Linked DNA regions of Homo sapiens: region 2 is linked to region 1. Evidence: read pairs that join two places in POLR2A ChIA-PET (ENCODE). Cell type or tissue: OCI-LY7. All regions are shown on one strand. Links, peaks and the distances in the headings refer to the core of each region. The heading gives the core; the rest is flanking DNA.

The links. ChIA-PET counts read pairs that join two places held together with the same protein. Peaks named below come from ENCODE experiments on the same cell type or tissue, not always from the same donor. Only the 100,000 strongest peaks of a DNase experiment are listed, where the experiment ranks them.
Region 2: POLR2A ChIA-PET joins it to region 1 with 5 read pairs; 9 of 35 experiments call an interaction of 5 or more read pairs at or near these places.

What each region holds. Positions count from the first base shown.
Region 1 is chr1:203,307,474-203,317,530 of GRCh38, reverse strand. It overlaps BTG2 (BTG anti-proliferation factor 2), which reads right to left. Exons shown (of 2, transcript NM_006763.3): 2 at 7,929-10,057. Among named protein-coding and RNA genes, the nearest start is that of BTG2, 7.0 kb to the right of the region's middle. RefSeq lists a cis regulatory region at 5,251-5,846 and enhancers at 8,850-9,792, 9,793-10,057. In OCI-LY7, for the core only: no CTCF peak of the experiment used is centred there; a DNase peak (open chromatin) is centred at 4,030; H3K27ac peaks cover 1,306 bases.
Region 2 is chr1:203,008,498-203,018,554 of GRCh38, reverse strand. It overlaps TMEM183A (transmembrane protein 183A), which reads right to left. Exons shown (of 8, transcript NM_138391.6): 3 at 9,745-9,912; 4 at 3,507-3,666; 5 at 2,415-2,595; 6 at 1-74. Among named protein-coding and RNA genes, the nearest start is that of TMEM183A, 6.2 kb to the right of the region's middle. In OCI-LY7, for the core only: no CTCF peak of the experiment used is centred there; no DNase peak of the experiment used is centred there.

The DNA.
Region 1 (10,057 bases), core at 2,627-5,126:
AAGCCTGGAGGCTGCCGTCCCAAGCACAAGTTTAACGGGTACCACCAGTTGAAGGTGGGGAGCGCTGCTTTTTATCTAATTTTAGGGGTGAAGAGGCCCCTTGTGTGCCCTCATTTCTATCAGGAACATGCCAGAATGCTCCTTCTTAGAGATTGTGGCCATAGGGACAGCCTTCCACTGAGGTCCTCAATGCAGAGACTCACTCCTAGCTTGGGGGATAGGGTTGAAAACCCCTACATCCCATTCCCAGGTGGCCCCAGGTACATCATAGGCCACAAGTTGAGAGCACATGCAGATATGTACTTTTAAAAAAACAGCCTTTAGCACTTTCAAAAAATTAGTTGCCATGATTAGAGTTTAGGGAAATGTCAAATAAACATCTACATTTCAGGCTGCTCTTGAAAATTACCATATCTGAAATCACTGGCCTCATGATTGCAGTGGACTGAAGCTAAGGAACAGAGGCTCTGTTCAGACAAGGTTTGAGCTCACTCCTCAAGTTTACCATGGCTTTTGTCCAGCCAGCCTCACTTATCTACTGCCTGGTCCCACCCTCACTCCCCTGCCCATCGAATTTTAAATGGCCCTTCCCTGATAGTGATGTTAAGTAAAGCAGTTCTTGCTCCAAACTCACCCAGCTATTACCTCTTCTTATCTGATATGCTCTAGGCAGCCTGTGCAGTTTACTGGACAAGAGTTGAATCAAGGTTCATTCTTGTTTATAGGAATGAGGGTGGAGAATGGCAGAGCCAATGGGAACAAAATGGCTTGAAGCTGCTGGGGCCCAGAGAACCAGGCTCACATCAGGGGAAAGGATTGGCTGCGTATCCAGGGCATACTCGTTTGTATAAGATCCTTATCCAGGGCCCTGGTAGCCTCTTAGACTGAGCTCAAACGTTTTTCTTGCCAGCTCTGCAAAGAAGTGGTGTGGAGAAAAAGCCAGAGAGCTTGGCCCTGCCCTTCTTAGCTTCTCCATTTATTTCTCTTCTGGGAAGGGAGAACCTGTGGGTGTACTCCACAGATGGGCTGAGTGGAGGTAAGTAAAGCTGCTATTAGAAAACTTTCCCCATCCACTTTGTGTGTAAATGAGCACATAGCCCAGTTTGGTATTAATCCACAAGCAGACCAGTGGAGCCAATGGGTCAAAGTTGCCCCGTGGCCCACCGAGGTCAGATGCCTAGCAAGGATACCGTACATTTCTGCAAGAATGACAGAGGTCAGACATGAGTTCATTCAGTTATCAATCATTAATTCAGCAGGTACTTTTAGAGTCCCTACTGTAGGCTACATATGACCCAGGAAGGGCTTTTGTATTGTGCATATTTTCTTTGCCACAGCCTGGGCTGTGCATGTTTTTTATTTTTATTATTTGTATTATTTGTAGAGATGTCGTCTCACTATGTTGCCTGGGCTGGTCTCAAACTCCTGGGCTCAAGTAATCCACCTGTCATGGCCTCCCAAAATGCTGGGATTATAGGCGTGAGCCTCCATGCCTGGCCTGTGCATGTTTTTTTTAATTTTTAATTTTTCTTTTTTTTTTATTTTCGAGACGGAGTCTTGCTCTGTTACCCAAGCTGGAGTGCAGTGGTACGATCTCAGCTCCCTGCAACCTCCTCCTCCCAGGTTCAAGCAATTCTCCTGCCTCAGCCTCCTGAGTAGCTGGGATGATTAGGCATGCGCCACCACGCCCGGCTAATTTTTGTATTTTTATTAGAGACGGGATTTCACCATTTTGGCCAGGCTGGTCTCAAACTCCTGACCTTGTGATCCGCTGGCCTCGGCATCCCAAAGTGCTGGGATTACAGTCATGAGTCACCACGCCTGGCCCTGTGCATGTTTTTAAACAAAGGATTGAAAATCATCTTTGTAGGGGAGAGGCCACAGGCTGCTCGGATGGTGTTATCTGTAGCCATTCTTTTTTTCTTTCTTTTTTTTTTTTTTGAGATGGAGTCTCACTCTGTCGTCCAGGCTGGAGTGCACTGGTGAGGTCTCAGCTCACTGCAACCTCCACCTCCCAGGTTCAAGAGATTCTCCTGCCTCAGCCTCCTGAGTAGCTGGGATGACAGGTGCGTGCCACCACCCAGCTAATTTTTGTATTTTTAGTAGAGACGGGGTTTCACCATGTTGATCAGGCTGGTCTCGACCTCCTGACCTCATGATCCATCAGCCTTGGCCTCCCAAAGTGCTAGGATTACAGGCGTGAGCCACCATACTCAGCCAGCTGTAGCCATTCTTGAAGGTACTAGTAGGTGCTATGATTTTAAGAATGATTTCCTTCCAGTTAGAAGTATGCCAGAGTGTTCTTCTTCATTTTAGGATCTTTCACTTTAGGACCCTCTTCAGAGTCCTTAAGGAGATGGGGTTATTTCTATTCTCAGGCCGGGCATGGTGGCTCACGCCTGTAATCCTAGCACTTTGGGAGGCTGAGGTGGGTGGATTACCTGAGTCAGGAGTTCGATTCCAGCCTGGCCAACATGGTGAAACCCCATCTCTACTTAAAATATAAAAATTAGCTGGGCATAGTTGCAGCACCTGTAATCCCAGCTATTCAGGAGGCTGAGGCAGGAGAATCTCTCTTTTTTTTTTAAGGTTTTTTTTTATTATTATACTTTAAGTTCTAGGGTACATGTGCACAACGTGCAGGTTTGTTATATAAGTATACATGTGCTATGTTGGTTTGCTGCACCCATCAACTCATCTTTTACATTAGGTATTTTTCCTAATGCTATCCCTCCCCCAGTCCCCCACCCCCTGACAGGCCCCAGTGTGTGATGTTCCCTACCCTGTGTCCAAGTGATCTCATTGTTCAGTTCCCACCTATGAGTGAGAACATGCGGTGTTTGGCTTCCTGTCCTTGTGACAGTTTGCTGAGAATGATAGTTCCCAGCTTCATCCATGTCTCTGCAAAGGACATGAATTCATCCTTTTTTATGGCTGCATAGTATTCCATGGTGTATATGTGCCACATTTTCTTAATCCAGTCTATCATTGATGCACATTTGGGTTGGTTCCAAGTCTTTGCTATTGTGAACAGTGCCGCAATAAACATACATGTGCATGTGTCTTTATAGTAGCATGATTTATAATCCTTTGGGTATATACCCAGTAGTGGGATTGCTGGGTCAAATGGTAATTCTAGTTCTAGATCCTTGAGGAATCGCCACACTGTCTTCCACAATGGTTGAACTAATTTACACTCCCACCAACAGTGCAAAAGCATTCCTATTTCTCCACATCCTCTCCAGCATCTGTTGTTTCCTGACTTTATGATTGCCATTCTAACTGGCATGAGATGGTATCTCATTGTGGTTTTGATTTCCATTTCTCTGATGACCAGTGATAATGAGCATTTTTTTATGTGTCTGTTGGCTGCATAAATGTCTTCTTTTGAGACGTGTCTGTTCATATCCTTTGCCCACTTTTTGATGGGGTTTTTTCTTGTAAATTTGTTTGAGTTCTTTGTAGATTCTGGATATTAGCCCTTTGTCACATGAGTAGATTGCAAAAATTTTCTCCCATTCTGTAGGTTGCCTGTTCACTCTGATGGTAGTTTCTTTCGCTGTGCAGAAGCTCTTTAGTTTAATTAGATCCCATTTGTCTATTTTGGTTTTTGTTGCCATTGCTTTTTGTGTTTTGGTCATGAAGTCCTTGCCCATGTGAGGCAGGAGAATCTCTTGAACCGAGGTGGCAGAGGTTGCAGTGACCAGAGATCATGCCACTGCACTCCAGCCTGAGCAACAAGAACGAAACTCTGTTTCAAAAAAAAAAAAAAGAAAAGAAAAGAAAAAGAAAGAAAGAACAAGTATTCTCTTTTTATCGAGTACTTACCTGTGCCAGGACAATTATAAGTAGATTATGGCTCTCATTTAATCTTCGTAACAACATTTTTAAGTTGGTTATATTCTTCATTCCATTTTACAAAGGGGGAAATTGAGGCTTGGCTAAAGTCACTAGCCACCAGGTTGCACAGTGGATAGGTGGGTGGTAGAGCTGAGATTAAACCTCCCTAGGGAGCCTAACACCAGAGCCTGAGCTCCTAACCTCTTTGTAGTACTGCTTCACAGTGTTTGCAAACTGAAACCTTAACAGGCAGGAGTCTGACCCAAGCAAAAGATTATTAATTACTGTACTTCTCAGCCCAAATTACCTTACCTTTCAGTTCAACTAATTGAAAATAATGATAATAATGGTGCTAATTTGCCCCCCCAGTGATTGGCAGTATAATGGGGATGGATGATTTAGAATCAAAAGCTGAAAAAGGCTGGGCAAGAACCGTAATCCCAGCAGTTTGGGAGGCTAAGACAGGAGGATTACTTGACGCCAGGAGTTTGAGACCAGCCCAGGCAACATAGCAAGACCCCATCTCTAAAAAAAATAACAAAAAATTAGCCAGGAGAGGTGGCTCACACCTGTAGTCCCAGCTACTTGGGAAGCTGAGGCAGGGGGATCACCTGAGCCTCGGAGATGAAGGCCGCAGTGAGCTGTGATCATACCACTATACTACAGCCTGAGCAACAGAGTGCAACCTTGTCTCAATAAATAAATAAATAAATAAATAGCCAAAGAAAAGAACGTAGGTCATTTAATCCAAAACTCTAATTTTTTTTTTTTTTTTTTTTTTTAAACGGCGTCTCACTCTGTTGCCCGGGCTGGAGTGAGTGCAGTGGCGCAATCTTGGCTTACTGCAACCTTGGCCTCCCGGGTTCAAGTGATTCTCCTGCCTCAAGTAGCTGGGATTACATGCACCCGCCACTATGCCCAGCTAATTTTTTGTATTTTTAGTAGAGACGGGGTTTCACCATGTTGGCCGGGCTGGTCTCGAACTCCTGACCTCGTGATTCGCCCACCTCAGCCTCCCAAAATGCTGAGATTACAGGCATGAGCCACCATTCCCAGTTTTTTTTTTTTGTTTTTTAAGACGGAGTCTTGCTTTGTCGCCCAGGCTACAGTGCAGTGGCTCAATCTCGGCTACTACAACCTCTGCCTCCCGGGTTCAAGTGATTCTGTTGCCTCAGCCTCCCAAGTAGCTGGGACTACAGGCACGCACCACTACACCTGACTAATTTTTGTATTTTTAGTAGAGACAGGGTTTCACCATGTTGGCCAGGCTGGTCTTGAGCTCTTGGCCTCAAGTGATCCATCTGCCTCGGCCTCCCAAAGTGCTGGGATTACAGGCATGAGCCACTGCACCCAGCCAACTCCCTAATTTTTAAGACAGAAAAGCTGAGGAGCTTGTCCAGACTCACATGGCTAGTTAAGAAGTACCAGGACCACAACCCATACATTCTTCCTCCCAGTCCAGAACTCTTTCTGTTGCACCAATCTTTGTTGGGCCAGGGATGCTGTGTTGGCCTGGAAGCCAGGACACCTGAGTCCTCACCTTCCTTACCAAAGGCTCCTTACAGGAGTCAGGCCTACAGAAGTGGGTTTCTTCCTCCTGGGACTTGTTTGTTGCAGCACCAAGGACTCCTCCACCCAGAACTCCTTATCAGGATCCAGGATGGGCTCTTAATCTGCAGCATGCAGAGCCTTGTCTACACTCTCTGGGGAGGTGCATTATCATTCAAAAACAGCTGACTGACCACAGGTCTCCCAGGCTGGCACTGCTTACCAAGTGGAGAAGATGGAAGCAGAACAGACCAACCAATGCCTAGTCCCTGAACACATGAAAGCCACCAACTGCAACTCTTCAAGCAATTTCAGGCCAGAGCCCCTGTAACCCCAGGTAGCCAATGGGTATGCTCCAGTTCTACTGAAATTGGTTCATATCAAAAAAGAAAACACATTGCTTGACCACAGAACCCTCTCATGTAAATTGAGGGACTACTAGTTTACCAACAGCCGAGAGTGGCCCTGAGGTGAATCTGCCATGCTGTGGCTTCCCTGACTTGAAGACACACGTGGGTGAAGGGTCCCCTCAGTCTCCAGACAACCTTCCCCGAATTTCAGGCTTTCCACTAAACAAGGAAATATCCTTCATGAGCTAGGCCTTTTAGGAATCAGGAAGATAGATGCTGACTTTGTACCATACACTCAAAAGAGGGTGGGCAAAAATTCCTCAACCCTAACTAACCCTGTCCTTACATCCAAAAAAGTAGGTCTTTTTAAACAAGTGTCTAGGACATTTATTTCAGAAGCTACAAATAAAAATGGGACTACTCCTTTCAGTAACAACCCCTTGATACAATGAGTCTTAACCAAATTCTATTTATGATACAGATGACCTGGCCTTCCCTAACCCCATCCCTGGCTCCCCTACCCTCCTCACTCAACACAGGCATAGCACACACAGCCTCCCTGGGCTACTTCCAACATAGCACATCTAGGGAAAACTGTATGTTTGTTGATAAAGGTCATGGAGGTAAGAAATGAAGTTGGGGGAGTTGTCACTGTATATGAAGCAACATGTGTAAAGTTTAGTTTAAATACAGGTCACCGCCAGCTGCGGTGGCTCACACCTGTAATCCCAGCACTTTGGGAGGCCGAGGAGGGTGGATCACCTCAGGTCAGGAGTTCGAGACCATCCTGGCTAACATGGTGAAACCCCGTCTCTACTAAAAGTACAAAAATTAGCCAGGCATGGTGGCAGGCATCTGTAATCCCAGCTACTCCAGAGGCTGAGGCAGGAGAATCACTTGAACCCGGAAGGCGGAGGTTGCAGTGAGCCAAGATCGTACTACTGCACTCCAGCCTGGACGACAAGAGCGAGTGAGACTACGTCTCAAAAAAGAAAAGAAAAGAAATAAATAAATAAACAAATAAATACAGCTCACCTACAGCCAAGAAAAAACTAGACCAGGCTGGGAATGTACTTGCCCTCAGTGGGAAACTCTGGGCTTGTGTCAAAAATCTCATGGAAAGAACTCAAAAGTCAGGGAAGATAAAAACTGTTATTTCCTTGCATGTAACCAAAGGGAGTTACAAATTGGTAACAAACTTTTGGCTCTCACTCCAGTGTTTGCTGTCAGAAGTAGCTGCTCTCTAGCTAACCTGTAGCATTGGCATTCAGCTCCAGTGCATAGATCCTGAGGCCTAGCTGCTCTTGTCTAACAAGACAAGTATGGTGGATAGCAAATGACAGCCCCAGAGATGACAAGAGCACCTTTTCTGGGAATTGCCAACAATCCTGCCTTAGCCTGGGAAGGAGTTCATTACCCGCTGCTTACCAAACCCTGGTCTGTGAGACAGGCTGTGTCTCAAGGATTTTTAATAAGTTCAGTGCCTAGCACTTACTGACAATACATGCTTGCTAAATGAATAACTGACTGAATGAATGAATGAATGAAATGAACGACTATCAAAAACAAGATGCATAAGATGGAGATCTGGCTAGACTAGGGAATGTTCAGACTAGAACCCTGTTACTTCTAGCATCTTCACAGGGAAATTAGAATCCTCATTAAAGGTGGAAGTAGGTTGGGCGCGGTGGCTCACGCCTGTAATCCCAGCACTTTCGGAGGCAGAGGCAGGGGGATCACTTGAACTTAGGAGTTTGAGACCAGCCTGGACAACATGGCAAAACCCCGTCCCTACAAAAAATACAAAAATCAGCTGGGCCTGATGGCACATGCCTGCAATCTCAGCTACTCAAGAGGCAGAGGTGGGAGAATTATTTGAGCCCAGGAGGCAGAGGTTGCAATGAGCTGAGATTGCACCACTGCACTCCAGCCTGAGTGACAAAACTGTCTCAAAACAAACAAACAAACAAACAAAACGGAGGGAAGTAAGGAGCTACTTTCCAGGAAAGAGGGGATGCTTGGAAATGGCCCAGCCATACAACCAGATTTTTCTTTTATACCACCCACATGCTATAGATTGTCTGAGTGCAAGTGAGGAGAAATACTATTAAACACAAAGAAAGGATTTGGATCTGAAAGGGAAACACAAATGTACAACGTGAGGATTTTAACTTCTCTACACCACACAAGTTTATCCTACTACATTTTTATTAAAGTAACAAAAAGGTGTACATTTGTCCATAAGCTGTACATTCTTCCATATAAAAACACTATCATACAATTAGTAACCTTTGTCTTTTCTGTCAGAATAGCTTACAAACATACTACTACTATTTATTTTTACTTAATAGGAGAGACAGGCCTGCTCAACAGTCCAGCTCAGGGGTTTTGTTGTTTTTAAAGTGAACATCATAAAGAAGAGAAGAGAGACAAGATTAAGCATGAGACCATGAGGCTGCTTCTAAAAAGGCAGGGACCTGTTTGCAGACAAGATGCAAGAACACAGCCTGCAGTGATTCACAGCTTTGTTTCAACCCACAAACCAGAAAATTAGCTCTTGGGTCTGTGGGCCCAAAGTGAACTTTAAAGCAATAAAGACTGGAAGCAGGTCTGGGAAGGCAATACAAAATGTGGAGAGTTGAAAAGGAGGCAGAGCTGGCAGGAATGGGTAGGGAGAGTGTTTGGTAAATAGCACCTTTGAGTCAAAATTGAGCAGTTTAGAAATCCAGGAAAGGGGACTGGCTGTGGGGAGGAGAACCTGGGGGTAGAGGAAGTGGGGTGAAGATTCCTCACTAAGGGGCAACAGCAGGAGGGTGGCCATCCTGGCCAAATGCCCTAGCCCTGTCCTTCTTAAGGTGATTCGGTTTGGGAAACTCGAGGTCTTTTGAGGACCCCTCATCAATGTCACTGAGAAATTGAAGGAAGGGAGTTTCTTCCCAGTGTAGCTTTCCACTTTTCTCCAACCCACAACAGTATATATTGCACAAGTCTACGACAAATTTGGATTGTACTGAGACAGACAGCAACCTTTCCCACAGGTGCTCTGAGCACCAGGGAGAAAAAACAGTGCCCAAGGTTTGGCTTTTATTTAGTGTCGGCCCTACAAGAATACCAAGTAGTCTTGCAGAACATGGGGCACTCTCCCATTCAGCCAAGGAATACATGCAAGGCTGACTAGCCAGCCATCATCCCAAGGAGAGCAGGAGAGATGGTTCCCTAAGCCCACCAGGGCATCAGGAGGTTCTGATAGCCAGTTTTCCTCCAGACCCTCCTGGGACCCAGGGGGCATATTGCACAGTGACTGAGAACTCTTGTCCTAGAAAATACGGTAGCTCTATGACCCGACCAGAAGGGAAGGGGGAGGGGAGGGTTAGAGGAGAGTTGTGCTTTTGAAAAGAAGGCAGTAATAAAGGACCTGGAGTTCCCTGTAGCTTTTGAGCCACCTCTCAAAGGGATCATGGCAGCAGCATCAAGACTTTCATGTGGTTCCAAAAGGAAGAGTTTTGGCCAAAAAACATCCCCAGTGGATACTCTTTGGGTCCCAAAATTTCATTGCAAATCACCCCCAAATTATTTGCCACACATACACACAAAGCAGCACTAGCAAAGCAAAGGTTTTGTGCAGAGTTCCCTTCCATCCTAACCCCAATAACCTCCAGTTCCCTCCTCCCCCCCCTCAGAAAACCCAAAGCTTTAGATTCCTGGCTGGAAAGCAACATCTACAGGCCCCTGAGGGTAGAATTAGAAACAAGTCATGATTTCAAGAAAAGCAGCTTAGGACAGTAGGAATCAGGAGAGGCCTTTTCACTCTCTGCCCAGGACCTCATTAGAAAAATAAAAGAAAAGATAACATAGTATTGTTTAAGTCCAGGCATGAATGCCCCTGAGTAATAGAGGAGCCAGGGATGCAGGTGTCTGGCTGGGGGAGACAGAGAGCTCTGAACTTGGCCTCTCTTCCTCCCCCAGGGCAAATCCCGACCTCTCTGTTCACAGTTGCTAACCTTGCTTGCTCCCTCTCACATCTTCCTGGGGTGCTAGCCAAACGTCTCCCACTTCTCCTTGGCTAGGTCTACCCCCTAACAGCTCCCCCTCCTATAGGCAGACACTGGCTCACAGACTCAAGCACGCAACAGTTCTCTCCAAAGGCACCTGGGGAGGCCACTTCCAAGCAGCTCCCTTGAAGGATTTTTTTTCTTAAAAAAAACTTTTGGTTTCTTTTCCTCCTTTCTTAAAAAAAAATAATATATATAAATAGCTCTTCATTTAAAAATACAGTTCCCCAGGTTGAGGTATGTGGTGGCCTGTTGTCACGGCAGCAT
Region 2 (10,057 bases), core at 4,016-6,515, 300 kb after region 1:
TTGAACTTGAAGTTGAATTCCCACATTGGTTCCTGTCTGTTCCCAACAATCTTTCTGCACCAGAAAAGTAAGCACTATAAGAAAGTAAAAATAAAATAAACCAAGAAAAAGAAAAAGAAAAAAATCAAAATACACTACAACCAAAATAATCACCAAAAACCTTTCTGTTTGACAGCTCTAAAGCCAGCCACGGTCCCAATGCTGAGATTTTACTTTGGCACAGATAGACCCCCAAGTTGACACTGGTGCAACATAAAAACGGACAATCCCAGGGCTGTTCAATAAGGACAGGAGGGACCAATATAAGTCAACCTCAGAGGCTACTGACATCAACTCCTATTGTCTTATCTTCAAAGACAGAAACATGGTATCTAGAGACTGGAGCATCCTCTCTGATTCAGCAGGCTAATCCTCTACATTAAAATGTAAGGAGAGCCAGCAGCCACCAGGCAAGATGATACAAGGCCATAAGGTAGGCAGAGAGGGCTGGCCCTATAATAGAAGCAAACTGCTCAGGACCTTCTGGGAGCAGACAGCCAGTAAGGAAACTACAGAGCTAGGCTGAATTCTGTCTAGAATAAGCCCCTCAGTGAAAGTCAGGCTACAGCTAGGGTTAAGCACAAGAAGTGAAGTACCTCCCAGGGGATAAGGGGTGGGTCGTCCGCCGTGCCAGCTGTCCTGCCCTTCAGACATGCCCTGTACGTCCTGCTGTTCCATCAAAATTAATGGGCTTGGCTTTAAGGGGAAAACACTTCTGCTGCCATCACAACGGCTCCAGTGTCCCACACAAGCTATGCTACTGAAAAGAGAGAGAGGGGGAATCAAATACGAAAAGCTAGAGTCCAGAAACATGGGACAACTTCCTTTAGGCATGCTGGCAACTCCCTGAATGCCACGCAATCATGGGTATACAAGTGGCAAGGCCATGCACGGGATATCTGCCACTGCAGGCCCCATACCCTCTTCAGAAGATCTCTAACAAGGCACAAAAGCAGCAGCCAGATGGCCTGGGCTTACTATCTGGATTAAGACCTTAGTTTTCATTCTACTTTGGCTTTTTACAGTCCACTTTAAAAAAATTAATAGACAATGATAAGAATATGAAGATAGGGGTATTTTAGAATTTAGGCAGTAGCACTTGCATTGTGCACTGGAGCCGCTAAGATGTGTCAAGCATGAGGAGTTTGCCCAATGCTGCTCTGCCCCCAGCAATTGATTCACTCCTGGCATGGCTAACTTTGGGATGATCCCCATGCTCACCACAGTTAATCTGATACTATCAAATGTTTTGGGGGAAAGGGACACTGTAAATGTGAGAAGATACACTGTCCACTCATATTACAAGCAGAAGCAGCTGCTGGGTGAAATTCTACTCTCCCGGCATTCTACTCCTTCTCTAAATCCACCAGTTAGCATGATATTAAATTGAGCTCAGCCAACAGCCCTGACCACCTCAGTTTACAAGGCTGGGGGGAACCTCGATAATCTCGAAATCAAAAGTACCCTTTTAATTAATATGTATTAGGTAGGATATGATCACCCTAGAGCTAAACTAGGGGAGAAGAATCATTATATAATGTGCAATACCATAAAAACAAACTACAAGAGAATGGGAAATGCTATGGAACATCAGATTTGGGGTAGGAACAGAGTAACCTTGTTTGCCAAAGGTGATTTAGTAATTTCATCAGGTAGGAGAAAAAGAGAGAATGGACCAAAGGCTAGTAGACATATTTACAAATCAGAAGAATGACAGAAACTTGAATATAAATATGTGAATATAAAATATCAGGGAAATCCTGAGATAAAAAGAGCCTAGAACACAGAAAGAACTTGAGAGAACTAAGGTTTATGAATCAGGGTACCTTATAGTCTATGAGATGACCTACCAGAGCCGGGCAATAGCCTGGCACAGGGCACTTCCAAATGCTACAGAAGTCAAGTCTACACCAGAATCCTTAAGGAGGTCAACAATAAAGGGGAATCCCTGATGTCAAGGTTGCATTAGAAAGAGAAAAATAGTGAGATGTTCATGTTATACCTCTGTACTGTGATTTAAAGCCCCTCTTAAAAATTACAGCATACGTCTACCATTTGAGTTATGCTCTTCCTAGCCCAAACCATCAAAACCATTATATCTAGAGTGGTCCAATGTACAATGTATGCAAATACATTAAAATAAAAAGAATAAGGAATACACTAAAAGCACCAGAAAGCTTTAAGGTAAGATAAGCCAGCCAGCACAGCAGAAAGGTCTTGGAGAAGTGAAATCTCTGAGCCCTGAAGTTTACATTAGTCCCCTAGCAGCCTGGGACCTACACCCCTCCCCATCAAGGAAGCTGGAGACAAGCCATGATAACAGGCCTACCATACAAGAGTTCATTAGTCAAACCCCAACACAAATTCTCACTTACTTTGGAATTCTTTAATGTGCTGGGGGTGCTTTCTGGAATGGCTGGATTCTTGGAGATTCGAGCAGCAAATGGCTCATACATATGGTACAGAGATCGGATCACACAAGCCCGGAGACAGCGCAGCTTCTCCATTGACTCTGGTCGCAGACGCAAAGGCAGGGAAGCATCCAGCGTGTAGTGCCTGAAACATGACACATTACTCCTACCAATATGTGACCTGTCTCTCCTGCTCTAGGTCAGTTTTCTAAGACTCCTGGTCTCTGTATGAACTTTACTGCACTATTCCACTGGCCAGTAGATAGCCTGTCCCCAGTGCTACTTGACCTCTTGGCGACTTTTACGTCTTTGCCTTGTAATCCGGCAGTTCTCCATCCATTTTTAAAGTTGAAGTCCTCACTTTTTCACTGAACAAAAGAGCAAACTCTGAATTGGTATCGGTATATTATGCTTTAGCTGCTCAAAAAGAACCTGTCCTGGAGGAACCTATACTGGCGAAGAGCCACCAGGTTCTCCAGTCAGATCTCACAGTGAGTTCTCCACTCCTTTCTACTTCAACATTCCTTCCCACCACAGCCTGACAGTTTACAATTGTCACTACACTTCCATACCTAGCATCAAAAACTAGCCCTTTTACTAATCATATAATTTGCCTACTCCTCACCACTACAACTATACATAAGGCTGCATAAATACAAAAACTGTGTAATACTTAAAGACAACTAGCAAATCTAAGCAACACCTAATCCAGCTGGAAAGATGAGCAGATAGGCATCTGTAGCTTTAAACATTCTAGCTAAAATAAGCCTCTGAAGAAAAGTCAAAGACTCTTCTATCTGGGACTTGAAGCAAGACGTTTTGCTGAAAGTGGATACTGGAGTGGGGAAGGAGGCAACCACACGGAAGACAATTACCTGGATAATTAATAATATCAAATTTAAATTAGAGAGGGGCTCAAGGAGTCCAAAGCTGGGTCATGCCCAGACATGGAGTAGAGAAAGTGAAAAGAGGTCACCATCCAGTGAGTAGCTCCAAATCACAAACAGTAATGAAATCAGCCACACAGATAAAAGAGTGAGCTCTCTGTGGTCGCACCTTCGGTACAACCTGGTCCAAAAGGCAGCAGTGCAAGTGACAGTCCAGGCATTCTTACAAATCAGGGAAAAATTCACAATGTCCTCAGGACGGATATAGGAGGCCAGCAATAGCCAAATATCCATGGGATACTCTTCTCCTCCAGCCCCGTCCAGTTCTTCTGAAACAAAAAAAAGAATAATCTCTGATCTTCTACACCATATCTAAAGATACTCGATAATTTCATTTCTCCCAAGGATTGATTGCACAGTTAAGAAAATGGTTTTAAATAGGTCCAAGGAAACCCCTCAAACTTATCATTTCCTGCTCATCCTAGCTGCTGGAAACTTTTACCTCCTGTTGCCCAAGTAAATAGGTTTTGTTCTTAAGGCCTTTATTTAACAACTATTGGCGATACCATTTTGAAGTTTAACTTTTTTTTTTTGGGACAGAGTCTCACTCTGTTGCCCAGGCTGGAATGCAGTGGTGCCCAGGCTAGAATGCAGTGGTGCAATCTCAGCTCAATACAACCTCCGCCTCCTGGTTTCAAGCAATTCTCATGCCTCAGCCACCAGAGTAGCTAGGACTACAGGCACACTCCACCGCACCCAGCAAATTTTTGTATTTTTAGTAGGGATGGGGTTTCACCATGTTGACCAGGCTGGTCTCGAACTCCTGGCCTCAAGTGATCCACCCGCCTTGGCCTCCCAAAGTGCTGGGATTACTGGCGTGAGCCACTGCACCTGACCATCATTTTGAAGTTTCAAAAGTGCCTTTGCACACGTTGTATCATTCAACTCTAATAATTCTTCAATGGAATAAGAAAAATATTATTGCGCCCATTTTACTAATAAGAAAACAAAACCTTGCCACTCAGTCAAGGGAAATAGAACCAAGAGTTTCCGACTCCGAATTCCAGCTTTATGCTATTAAGCCCTGCTCATGGTTTAAGTCTCCACCCACTAAACATTTTCAGTCAGGAAAAAAAACAAAATTGACTTTAAGATGGTATAGGCAGGCCGGGCGTAGTGGCTCACGCCTGTAATCCCAGCACTTTGGGAGGCCAAGGCAGGCAGATCACGAGGTCAAGAGATCGAGACCATCCTGGCCAACATGGTGAAACTCCATCTCTACTAAAAATACAAAAATTAGCTGGGCGTGGTGGCACGTGCCTGTAATCCAGCTACGTGGGAGGCTGAGGCAGGAGAATCGCTTGAACCAGGAGGTGGAGGTTGCAGTGAGCTGAGATGGCACTTAGGCCGGGCACGGTGGCTCACGCCTGTAATCCCAACACTTTGGGAGGCCGAGGTGGGCGAATCGCGAGGTCAGGAGATCGAGAGCAACCTGGCTAACACACTGAAACCCCTTCTCTACTAAAAAATACAAAAAAATTAGCCGGGCGTGGTGGCAGCTGCCTGTAGTTCCAGCTACTTGGGAGGCTGAGGCAGGAGAATGGCGTGAACCCAGGAGGCGGAGCTTGCAGTGAGCCGAGATAGCGCCACTGCACTCCAGCCTGGGCGACAGAGTGAAACTCTATCTCAAAAAAAAAAAAAAGTGTCCCTATCTCTTCCTTCTTCAGAACTCATTAGCATTAATTCTCCAGAACTCATTAGCATTAATTCTCTTGACCTTGATGTCCACTATACTTCTCAGGTTCAGGTAATACACATGCTTTGTAAAGATACCTGAATCTGAGCTAATCCTAACCTTAACCCTTATTTCAAACCTAGTCATAGAACTATCCTAAAATGACCAGCTTTCTTCCTTCCTGGGGAAAAAGCCCCTACACCATCTCCCCAAAGTTGCCCCCGCTTTTCTAGCTAACTGCTTCCTACAGCTCTATGATTAGATCAGGTTATTTGGTTAGGTTCTTCACAACAGAGACCCAATATGTCTAAAACATCATCATCTTTTCTAATTCTTATCCTTCTTATAATCTCCAGTAATCATGCAAGACACAGTCTACCATGTCTAGGCCCCACTTTCTCCCACATTACCTCTTCTCTCTTTGAAAGAGAAGGCAAACGACTATTAAAATTTCCTCTATTGTGGCTGAGTGCAGTGGCTCATGCCTGTAATCTCAACGCTTTGGGAGGCCAAGGTGGGAGGATGGCTTGAGCCCAGGAGTTCGAGATCGGCTTGGGCAACACAGTCTCTACAAAAAACTTAAAAATTAGCCAGCCATGGTGGTGCATGCCTGTAGTCTCTGCTACTCAGGAGGCTGAGGTGCAAGGATCAATCAAGCCCAGGATGTCGAGGCTGCGGTGAGCCATGACTGCACCACTGCAATCCAGCCTGGGCAACAGAGTGAGTCCCTGTCTCAAAACACCGAAACAAAAACCAAAAAAACAAACAAAAATTTCCTCTACTGAGACCCATAAGGACTTTTACAAAGCAGAGTGCTATTACAAATTTTCTGTCTTTAGAAACAAAATTTAGTAAATAATGAAGAATTGTCAGTGTTTTATACATAATTATTAAGAGCTTTCAAAACGAAGGAAATAGAATCAGTAAATGAAAGCTTCATGGAGATAAATCATGAAGGACATGAAGAATTTTGATAGGCATAGGTTAAGAGGAAAAGCATGTCAAGTAAGTGCTAACATGAAACCAAGGGACTCAGAAAAGCAAAACATGTGAGAACAGTAAACAGAAAAGTCTAACAAGATTTTAATAACATTGAGAAATTACTGTTAAAGTCTTTTAGATGTGATAATGGTATTTTTAAAAAGATAACTACTAAAATATTTACAAAGATGATGGTATATCTGGAAATTGTTTCAAAATAACCGTGTGTGTGTGTGTGTGTGTGTGTGTGTGTGTGTGTGTGTGTGATGGAGTGGGGAGTAATGGTTGAAGTAAAAATGGCCGTTTCAAAATAACCGTGTGTGTGTGTGTGTGTGTGTGTGTGTGTGTGTGTGATGGAGTGGGGGGTAATGGTTGAAGTAAAAATGGCCGTGAGTTGACAGCATATAAAAACAAAATGTTAATTAAAAAAAGAAAGAGAAAAAAAACTTTTTAATAGCCATGAGTTGATCATTGTTGAAGCAGGGAATAGTTATATGGAGTTATAATCAGACTATTCTCTCTTCTTCTACATGTTTCATTAAAAAAAAGGCTTTTAAAAAAAGAAGAAAAATACATTATACCTGCTGAAACAATAAAATAAAAAGAAATTTAAAAAGAAAAAAAAAAAAAAAGACCAGTCTGATGGAATGGAGAAACCTAATGGAGGTAAAGTAGAATAAGGAAGTAAAATATGAATTATGGTTAAGTGCCTGTAAGCCATAAATCATGTATCTGATAAGTGACTAGTAATCTGAATAGATAAAGAAGTCTTACAATTCAATAATAAAAAGATAGCCGGGTGCGGTGGCTCACACCTGTAAACCCAACACTTTGGGAGGCCGAGGCAGGTGGATCACCGGAGGTCTGGAGTTCGAGACCAGCCTGACCAATATGGAGAAATCCCATCTCTATTAAAAATTACAAAAAATTAGCTGTGCGTGGTGGTGCATGCCTGTAATCCCAGCTACTCGGGAGGCTGAGGTAGGAGAATCGCTTGAACCCGGGAGGCAGAGGTTGCAGTGAGCCGAAATCACGACATTGCACTCCAGCCTGGTCAACAAGAGTGAAACTCCATCTCAAAAAATAAAAAAATAATAAGAAGAAGATAACCCAATTTAAAAATGGGCAAATATCATTAGCCATCAGGGAAATGCAAATCAAAACCACAAGGAGATAGATACCAATCCACATCCATTATAATTTTAAAAGTCAGACAATAACAAGTGTTGATAAGGATGTAGAGAAACTGGAACTCTTATACACTGCTGGTGGAAATATAAAACGATGCACACACTTTGGAAAACAGTTTGGCAATTCCTCCAAAAGTTAAACATAGAGTTTCTGTATAATCCAGCAATTTCACTCCTATCTAACCAAAACTAAAAAAACCTATGTCCACAGAAAAACTTGTCCATGAATGTTCACAGCAGCATTATTCATAGCAGCCAAATAAAAAGGAATAAAAAAGAATGAGATACTGATACATGCATAGTATGGATGAACCTTGAAAACATTATGCTAAATGAAAGAAGCTACATGCAAAAGACTATATATTGTATGATTCCATTTACATGAAATGTCAGAATAGGTAAGTCTGTAGAGACAGAAAGTAGATTAGTGGTTTCCAAGGGCTGGAGGAGGGTTTGGAATGAGAAGGGATGCTAATAAGTATGGGGTTTCTTTTTAGAGTAATGGAAATGTTCTAAACTTAGACCATGTTGATGGTTGCACAACTCTGTGAATATGCTAAAACCACTGAATTGTACACTTTAAAGGAATAAATTTTATCTCAATTTTTTGTTTTAAGTCAAAGCCATTCTGTGGAACAAGTCCAAAACAACAAGAAGATAAATCCCTAATAGAATGGTGATAAGTAGCGATTTCAAGTGAAAAATTAAGGACAAAGAAGTATGAAGAATGTCAATACTGGTTGAGTATCCCTTATCAGAAATGCTCAGGACCAGTGGTGTTTCAGATTTTGGCTTTTCCCGCATTTTGGAATATCTTGACCGTACTTATTGGTCGAGCAGCCCTAATCGAAAATCAGAAATCCAAAGTGCTCCAATAAGCATTTCCTTTCAGCATCATGTCATTGCTCCAAAAATTTCAAATTTTGGAGCTTTTCAGATTTGGAATGCTCGACCTGTTTTAATTTTGGGATCCTGAAAAAGAGGGATATGACTAACAATAACTAGAATAATTCCAAAGCAATCATACCATTAATTTCATTAACTTATTACTTCAATATACTTTAACAAATAAAAATATCTATTATCTGATTCTCAGGTACAGGTGAAAGTGCTGGTAAATCTGAGACCAAAAATACATACATCATTTACTATTATTTTTTTCTTTTTTTTTTTGAGACAGAGTCTTGCTCTGTCACCAGGCTGGAGATGTGGTGGTGCAATGCAATCTCGGCTCACTGCTACCTTCGCCTCCCAGGTTCAAGCGATTCTCCTGCCTCAGCCTCCCTGGTAGCTGGGACTACAGGTGCACACCACCACGCCCAGCTAATTTTTGTATTTTTAGTAAAGACAGGGTTTCACCATAATGGCCAGGATGGTCTCGAACTCCTGACCTTGTGATCTGCCCACCTCAGCCTCCCAAAGTGTTGGGATTACAAGCGTGAGCCACCATGCCTGGCCTCACCATTATTTATCGGCTTTCACCTAAACGTAGCTGATCATCAGAACCACTTTAGCTTTAAAAATTCTGGGCTAAGCATGGTAGCTTATGCCTGTAATCTCAGCACTTTGGGAGGCCAAGGTGGGTGGACTGCTTGAGCCCAGGAGCTCAAATCTAGCCTAGGCAACATAGTGAGACCCCTGTCTCTACAAAAAATAGAAAAAATTAGCAGGCATGATGGCATAGCACCTGTAGTCCCAGCTACTCAAAAGGCTAAGATGGGGGGATCGCTTAAGCCTGGGAAGTCAAGGCTGCAGTGTGCCATGATCTTTCCACTACACTCCAGCCCAGGCAAGAGACCAAAACCCTGTCTCAAAAAAATAAATAAATAAAAATTCTGAGTTCCACCCCAAGAGATTCTGACTCATTAAGTCTGAAGGAAAACCCAGAATCTGAATGATGGTTTGGCACGTTATATTATCATCAGTTTATTATTCTTTGTTTCATTTGTGTACATTTCATTGCCATTAGGATATAAAAAAATCACCTACTTTTCTATTTCCCACAATACTTATTAGACATAAAGCAGACATTACTAATTGCAGAGCACTTAAAAGCCCACGATAATGTCTATGTTTGTGTGTAACAAAACTAGTTAACGTAAAATCCACATACTTTGGAAAACATTTTTTGGTTACATCTCTGCTTCCTTACACATTCAGAAATCCAGAAATGCAAAGGCCTTTTATTTTCACATTGCCTTATGGGTTTTTACCTGATAATAACATGTTCTCAATGAAGGGCTACTAGAGTCCAGTTCACAGCTCCAGAACTCTACTAACACGTACTAATCTCTTTCCCTCTCGAATTCAGACAAAAGAAAAAAGAAAGCCCAGGTGTATTAAATCCCGGCCCACTACCAAGGTTCTTAGGGAGAGCCAAGTTTTCTTTAAACTCTCCTGGTATCACGTCTTATATCTCCTCCTGTGCTACTGGGAAAGTAACATCTTCAATTTGTCACCACAGGCAGGTCTAATAAACCAAAAGAGAACAAGCTCCATACCTTTGTGTCTCTTGCTTTTCTTTTTTCTGGAGACAGTTCTCTCATGGATGCTTTCCTCCTGGGCATCCATCTCATCACTGCTGTCGATGATGTCACAGGGCTCACCAGCCCCAGAAAGAGCTTCCTCTGCAGGAACCTGAGAGGCTTCCAAGCCACAAAGAGATTTTACTAGAAGAAAATAAAAGGAGAATGAGATGGCACACAGCTCCACCCAGAAATACAAACAACTTAGCCAAGGTATCAGCATCCATTCAGGAAAGGGGGGAAAAAAAACATCGTTGAGAGAGAAAGGTGAGAATCTGTCACCAAAAAA